3 separate regions of the Mus musculus genome follow, and regions 1 and 2 are each linked to region 3. A link is a loop called in an ENCODE intact Hi-C map of the cell type or tissue named here. Cell type or tissue: heart. All regions are shown on one strand.

Region 1 (2,500 bases), 70 kb before region 3:
CCCGCCCCGTTCCTCCCAGTCGCCTTCCTCGGAGACCAAGGCCAGGTCCCTACCGCAGCAGTCGCGCCAGCAGGAGGGAGGGAGCAGGCGGCGGCAGAGGGGGAGGGGAGAAGGGCGGGCTCCTCACGCCCAGCCTCGCGCTGCCTGTCCGTAGTCGCAGATTCGCCACAAACGGCCCGAGGACTCAGACTCCCCAAAACTGAGCTTTCGCTCGCCAGAAACTCCACTTAGAACATGGAGGCGCTTGCTGAGCCCTTTAAGGTGTCCAGAGATCTTTTTCAGACCGACAGGTTGGTCTCAAGCTCCTCAGTAGACCGGCGAGGAACCGTGGCGAAAGTGCGTCTATACAGCGCCACGGGACCACGTTTACCCTGGCGGACGCCGTCGCCGTCGCTGCTGCTGCCGCCGCTGCCACAGCCTTTGCCGCCACGGTCTCGCCGCTGCTGTTCCTGTGCCGCCTCCAGGAGCCCCCCCATTGTCCCGGCGGCACCGGGTTCCCAGGCCAGAAGATCCAAAAGCTCGGGAAACGCGAAGGTGCTTGCGGAATTGCGACGCTGGGGCACCGGCGGGACCAGGAGTGGCAGGGGTCAGCGCGGGAAGCCGGGGGAGCCGGGCCAGAGAGTGCGGGGCAGGAGCCGGGGCGGCCAGCTTCGCTTCCGAGAGTTCGGGTTTCCCCTTCTCGGCCCGTCTCTCATCGCCGGCCTCCCACACGGGGTTGGAGCCCCGGCGGGCGCCCCCGGCGATGAGCCCAGACTGGAGGTGGCCGGTGAGTACGGGCCGGGGCCGGGAGGTAGTGCCAGTGGAGAAGGGGCAGCCCTGGCGAGGCGCCTTAGGCTCCTCCTGAGCCCCTGGAGCAGGGAGAATTGACATGCCATTCGTTCGTGGGGAGCGTCCGCGGCAGCAGTGTTCCCTTTGAGGCTGCCTGGGCCAGAGGCAGAAGGGAAACCTTGTTTGACTTGTTACACTTTGACAAAAGGGAAGCGGCGCAGCATCCGGGAGATTGGGCTCTAGCCCCGCGGGCCTTGTCCCACCCCTTACCCCTTACTTCCTTCTGCTCCTGGAGTTCCCGGGAGTAGGTGCTTCCGCCATATCCAAGGGCCCCAGGGCTTTCAGAGCTAAGTTCTGGACACCTTCGTGCCTCTGACGCCAGGTCCCTTGGGGCACTGTGCTAGTTCGGGAACCAGGGCAGCAAAGCCAGAACGGCAGCGTTCACCAGGGACCCGGCTTGGAAAGTGTTGAGCTTGTTTGTACCTATAATTGGTTTTGTGTTTAAAGGCACAGCAGCAGGTAGGAAATAGAAGTGAGTTGGAATTGAATGTGTAGCTTGGCTGACTTGCTGTCGATAGATGGACGAGAGCTGCCCATTCTTGTAGTTAAGCCTCAGGAGAAGGAAGGAAAGGCTGAGAGTTAGTGTTTGTCAGGGAGGTTAGGCAGGCCCTGCATTGGTGGTCCTAGGCACTAGTTCAAACTAGTCCTGAGAGAAATTGGAGCGGTACCAGACTAAGCTGGGCTCCCTGGGGTTTGGTGCCATCTGCTGTCTCTACTCACCCAGAAACTGAGGTGGGGGAGGGTTAGCCTTTGAGAACCTTGGAACATAATGCCTAGATTTTTGTGATCATGTTTGTGTCCTGGCATTCAGTAGGCCCTGAGTTAATGTTGCATGAATCAGTAAATGAGGAAACCAAGTGTAGCCTGTGCCGTTTGTCCTGCGGAAATGACCATTTCACAAGGTTTCTCCCTATATCTCCCCACCCAGTTCCAGGGTGAGGTTCCCCATTAAGACTTCAGCGATGCACTGATTGTGTAGTTCAATGGTTTCTGTTGGAATCTAGGACTCAGTCATTGGCCACTCACTCAGGCATACAATAAGCAACGTTTAATGCGTAATCTGATCTTCCTCAACTCCTAATCTGGTGGTCTTCTCATTCAGCTATTCACAGGTTTCATGGTATTTGCCCAGGCTTGGGAGTCCAATGCATGCTAGGAACTGGGGATTTAGAAGTAAATAGGTCTGGTATTTACTGAAGATCTCCTAGTAGAATGGGAGAAAACCAGAAAATGTCACACTGGAGGTGAGAATAAAATGCCACGGGAACAGCTTTTCCTTGAGAGAGTGAAAAAAAGTCATAATAAAAGTGTCATTTGGCCGGGCGTGGTGGCTCACGCCTTTAATCCCAGCACTTGGGAGGCAGAGGCAGGCGGATTTCTGAGTTCGAGGCCAGCCTGGTCTACAGAGTGAGTTCCAGGACAGCCAGGGCTACACAGAGAAACCCTGTCTCGAACCCCCCCCCCCCAAAAAGTGTCATTTGAACTAGGTCTTGAAGAATTTGTAGGAGCCCACCATTCAACATTCCTAATTGAGAGCCCTTTGAACCTTGAGAGATTATAACATGTAGGGAATTTTATGCTGCAGTGTGAGCCCACCTCCAGTCTGGGCTTATTGTCGGGGGCGCCCGCCAGGGCTCCAACCCCGTGTGGGAGGCCGGCGACGAGAGACGGG
Region 2 (2,500 bases), 51 kb before region 3:
AAAACATGGATGCTGAGAGCCTTACAGCTACTGCTTAATGAAACTGAGACAAAAGACCCAGTTTGTTTGATGTTGGTTAATAGTGTTCTAGCAGGTGTGCTGTGCCTTTCTGTAGACACACACACACACACACTAATCAGCATCCAGCCCTGCCCTTGAGTCTGTAGTCCAATAATTTAGGCACAACCCGAAAATTTCTCTGCTTGATGGAAAATGCCCTAGTGTGTCAAACTAGTGTCCGAAGTTCATGTTTCTTTCTTTCTTTTTTTCTTTTCTTTTTTTGTTTGTTTTTGGAGACAGGGTTTCTCTGTGTTGCCCTGGCTGTCCTAGAACTCACTCTGTAGACCAGGCTGGCCTCAAACTCAGAAATCTGCCTGCCTCTGCCTCCCAAAGTGCTGGGATTAAAGTCATGCGCCATAACTGCCCGGCTGAAGTTCATATTTCTTAGCCTAAGCATTCTTTTTTTGTCTTAAAAAATTATAAATGATATAGTCCTTTTTGGAACAAGGTGGCTGGTGCTGGTTGTGTTGGTCCCTTAGGCTGCCTAGAGCCACACACTGGCATTTGGACGGAGTGAACTCCAAAGAAAGCCCATCTCTCCACGCTCGGACTGGAGCGGGTAGCTGTGCCGCAGGCTGTAGCCAGGGCGAGCAAACCTGAGACTGGCCTCTGAAGCCTGGGAAGCCCGAGATGGCGCATTCGGGGCCTCCTGACAAGACGTGGAGGGGACAGCGCTGAAAAATCACTGCCTCAGAAGAGGCTCGGTGGAGAAAGGCTTGAGCAGGGGAGGATGAGATTCTTTCGGTTTATTTCTTGAGACAGAGTCTCGCCATGAAGCCCAGCCTAGTTAAGCTTCAAACGTGCCTCCCGCCTCTGCCTACCGAGTTCTGGGACGACCGGTGTGTACCACTACGCCCCGCAATGATGTGGCTCCAGTGCGGGCCAGCACGAGAAGTTGCAGGCAGGCCCTGAGATTGCACCGAAAGCCCTGAAATGGCAGAGCCGGGTCTCTGGCAGCCAATCGCCAAGCAGCGAGGCCAGCAGGCCAACCGCTCCCACCTCACAGGCCCGCCCACTCCGGCACTCCCGAGTTCTCATTGGTGCTTCGTACTTTCTTCTCGGATTGGCTACCTCTAGGGTCAAATAAGCGGGAGCAAGGATCTACTTCCGGTGGGAGTAAACTGGGACCCGGAAGAACCATACTGGCGCGCCTTTCCAAACCTCGAGGGCTGCGCAGGAGGAGGAGGCGCGCGCCGGGAGGTCCTGGGGGCGGGGCCACGTCCGGAGGAAGAGGCGGGGCGTGCTGCACGGGAGAGCGGAGTGGGGCGTTTAGGGGTTTGGTGGTGTGCGAGAGGCTTTCCTACGAGGAGAGGGAAATTCATTCAACAGGGACTCAAATTAAAATTACACCGGACCCATAAGCTAGGACCCACGGTGCTACACTCCCGGTGTGTGTGGTCACTTGTGTGCGAGGCTTTAGGACTTGGGAAAGTCGAGTTCTGATTGGACAGTGCCGTAATGGGCTGGGGCTGCTAGCCGAATGTTATTCCGTTCCTGGCTGCCTAGCAGCATGAGACATCGCACCCTAAGCTCCAGCCCGGCCCTCTGGGCCTCTATCCCGTGTCCACGCTCTGAGCTGCGTCTGGACTTGGTTTTAGCTTCTGGACAGTCCTTCCGGTGAGTGACTGCACTTGGGAGGACTGTTCCCTAGGATGTTGACTTCTCAGTGCTGCCCACTCGGGATACAGAGAATGTTGGGAGCAATAGATGAGAGTACATTTTGGAGTCTAAGCACCGGTGGTTTGCCTTTTAACCTTCTTTAGGAAGTAGAGGTGATGACTGTGCAGGATTATGAGGACCATGCAATAAAAATCAGTGGGGGAAGCTGAGGGATGCACTCAGTAATAAGAGTGCTTGCTTTTCACGCACTTGGCTCTTGGTTCAATCCCCAGTACCGCTTCTTTTTTATTTTTAAGATGAAAACTACACCGGGGGTGGTGGCACACGCCTTTAATCCCAGCACTCGGGAGGCAGAGGCAGGTGGATTTCTGAGTTTGAGGCCAGCCTGGTCTACAAAGTGAGTTCCAGGACAGCCAGGGCTATACAGAGAAACCCTGTCTCGAAAAAACAAACAAACAAAAAGATGAAAACTAGCGGGGGGGGGGGGGGGGGCGGCTGGAGAGATGGCTCAGTGGTTAAGAGCACTGACTGCTCTTTTGGAGGTCCTGAGTTTAATTCCAAGCAACCATATGGTGGCTCACAACCATCCATAATGAGATCTGATGCCCTGTTCTGGTGTGTCTGAAGACAGGGACAGTGTCCTTACATATAAATAAATAAATAAATAAATAAATCTTAAAAAAGAAAGAAAGAAAGAAAACTAGCCGGGCAGTGGTGGCACATGCCTTTAATCCCAGCACTTGGCAGGCAGAGGCAGGCAGATTTCTGAGTTTGAGGCCAGCCTGGTCTACAGAGTGAGTTCCAGGTCAGCCAGGGCTAC
Region 3 (2,500 bases):
CAATTCAGAGATCACCTGCCTCTACTGGGATTAAAGGCGTGTGCCACCACTGCCTGGTTTCTTTCTTTTGACAAAGAAAGGAAAAAGACTCCAGAAGAGTATGTACACATGCCTAGACTCCTAACTGCAATTTATTGTCTTTTTTTGTTTTGGTAGCACTGAAGGGTCTCACACATCTCCAGACCCTACCTCACCCCCATTTTGGGGTGGGGGAGACAAAAATCTCATTATGTAGTCTTGAGTGGCCTGATACTCATTTGCTACATAGATCAGGATTCATAGAGCTCCCCCTCCCGACCCCCACCCCAGAAAGCACCTGCCTCTGAGTGCTGGGATAAAGATATGCACTCAGGTTGGTCTCAAACTAGCTATGTAGCCAAGGTTTTGTCTCCACCTCCCAAGAGATGGAATTTTAGGCATGTACCACACCTGATTTATACAAGCGCTTGTTCATTCTAGGCACAAATTCTCCAAACTTAATTATGTTACAGTTACATCCAGCCCCCCCCCCCTTTCATGAATTCCAGGCCTTGAACTTATGATCCACCTGCTTTAGCCTCCCAAGTCACTAGGTGTACAAACCTGCATGATTAGGCCGGCCTCCTAGTTGCAATTTGAACCGCAGAAGTCTGGAATCTGCAGCATTAAGGAAGAGGAGATACTAGTGTGCCCTGTCTTCCTATGTCCTCTGTTTCCCTACGTTGGGTCGTTTCTAGCATTCTATTTGACAGGGTTCTCCCTGCCTCCTCTTGTCTCACTCCATTCCACCTCTGCACCTTCTCTGTGTCCCTGGCTAGTTTGGAACACAGGCTGGTCAGGTGAACAGAACTAAGTTCCAGCCCATTTTCTTATGTGCGTTTCTAAACATGTTATTTAACCTGAATCTCCGGTTTTTGTTTGTTTGTTTGTTTGTTTTTCTTTTTTCCAGGACAAAAGATGATGCCTCAGTCTATTTCCCCATTAAGAAGTATAAATCTGTAAAATGGGGGCATCGAGAATTACCTACCTCCCTGGAATGTTCTGAGGATTAAGAGGTGATGCTCGTCAAGTGCCCAGTTCAGTGCCTGGCACAGAAGTGGGACTGCTTAATGGCTGGCTCCACCTGTGTGTCGCCCCAAGATCCCGCCTCCAGGGTCCTCGTCCTCTAGGGAGCCCCTAACACAACCCCCGCCTCTCCTACCTCCTCTCTGCGGCCTCCTACAGGCCCTGGGCCGCAGGAGGGGGCGGGGAGTTCAGGGCGATCGGAGCAACTGCTCCGGAACTGGCTATGGGCGGGCCCCCTGCAGTTGACGCGAGGGCGGGGACGGCCAGCCCAAGGTGGCCTGTAGGGCCGGGGTGGGGGTGGGGGTCTAAGGCCACCTACGAATCTCCGGGAGGTGGAATGCTAGGCCTGAGGAGTCCCGGGCTAGGAAGCAGCCCGGGGCTGGGGTGGGGCCCAGAGCCCAAATCTCAAGGGACTGGCTACCCGGCCGAACCCTACGGTTGCAAATGGGAGGAGCCCGGAGAGGATAGGGGAGCACCACCGGAAGAAACGTTTCTCCGGTTCGGCCTGTCCTAATTTGGTGCCCAACCTGAGGTCGGGCTGTACTATTGTCACACGGGGGGAGGCTACAACCAAAGCGACAAGCACTAAAGGCGCTGGCGGAATATGTGTAGCGATCCAAGGGGACTCGACCGCTACTGTCTCATAGCAGGTCTTCTACAAGTCCCAGAGGTCCCAGTGTGAAATCGCCCCGGAGATCTGAATATCTCTCGGCTCTCCCTCCCCGGTCCTACCCGAGATGGTCCAGCCCGGAAGTGCTGTCGGAGACTGCGGCTGCGCCTCTCTCGAAAGGGCAGGCGTCGCGGGTCCGGGCACTTCCGCACTTCCGCTTTCCGGCCCAGACAGCGCCCGCGATGGTGAGAGACCAGGGGTTGGGGTCCTCCCTGTGTTTTGCCTGTAGAGGCTGTGGGTCTGGGGGAGATGCTGCTTGCCGCTAGGGCTTGCGGCCCGAGGTTGCCCCGGGATGAGGAGGCACGGGGAGGATGGAGAGGCAAAGGGTGGGGCGAGGGCCGAGGCGAGGAGGAAGGGGCGAGCCAGGAGGCTCTCTGAGCAAGAGCAGGCCCGGAAGCTTCCAGGTTGGGAATCCCGGGCTAGAATGACCTCTCCCCGATGTTCGGAGGGGGCAGGAGACCGGGCTGCGAAGCCCGTGGTGGTGGCTTGCAGCTGAGGTAGGACCGCTCTGCGGGGCCTCCTCTCCGTCCACGGTAGAGGTTGGCTAAGTACAACCCCCTGTCCCTGCCTGCCTTCGCGGTCTCACGGGACCTCGAGGCAAGTGTCCACTTCATCTTCTTACTTCTTGGCGCTTCCTGGAAGCCTTGCCTTCCAGCTCCCAATGAAGGTTCTGTGTTGCTTGCCTGCATTCAGACTCCTTCCTAGATGTGCAGAACCGTGTTGACCTTAACGTGTGTAAATGTTGATGGCCGCTGGTCCTCCTCTTTCATGCTCGGGTTTGGGATC

Evidence for each region. Peaks named below come from ENCODE experiments on the same cell type or tissue, not always from the same donor. Only the 100,000 strongest peaks of a DNase experiment are listed, where the experiment ranks them.
Region 1: it touches region 3 in a loop (4-fold over the local background); 3 of 42 quality-filtered maps call a loop at or near these places.
Region 2: it touches region 3 in a loop (6-fold over the local background); 14 of 42 quality-filtered maps call a loop at or near these places.

The regions. Positions count from the first base shown.
Region 1 is chr6:113,306,804-113,309,303 of GRCm38, forward strand. Brpf1 (bromodomain and PHD finger containing, 1) reads left to right here and starts at 334. Exons shown (of 13, transcript NM_030178.2): 1 at 334-534. In heart, CTCF peaks have their summits at 327 and 1,539 (motif pointing left); DNase peaks (open chromatin) are centred at 1,078 and 1,508; H3K4me3 peaks cover 2,053 bases; H3K27ac peaks cover 1,497 bases.
Region 2 is chr6:113,325,686-113,328,185 of GRCm38, forward strand. Ogg1 (8-oxoguanine DNA-glycosylase 1) reads left to right here and starts at 1,291. Exons shown (of 7, transcript NM_010957.4): 1 at 1,291-1,677. The coding sequence starts at 1,541. In heart, no CTCF peak of the experiment used is centred here; a DNase peak (open chromatin) is centred at 1,136; H3K4me3 peaks cover 2,383 bases; H3K27ac peaks cover 1,711 bases.
Region 3 is chr6:113,376,310-113,378,809 of GRCm38, forward strand. Tada3 (transcriptional adaptor 3) reads right to left here and starts at 1,529. Exons shown (of 10, transcript NM_001372392.1): 1 at 1,007-1,529; 2 at 583-636. The coding sequence starts at 588. Arpc4 (actin related protein 2/3 complex, subunit 4) reads left to right here and starts at 1,804. Exons shown (of 6, transcript NM_026552.3): 1 at 1,804-1,899. The coding sequence starts at 1,897. In heart, a CTCF peak has its summit at 1,205; DNase peaks (open chromatin) are centred at 1,382 and 1,832; H3K4me3 peaks cover 2,253 bases; H3K27ac peaks cover 2,296 bases.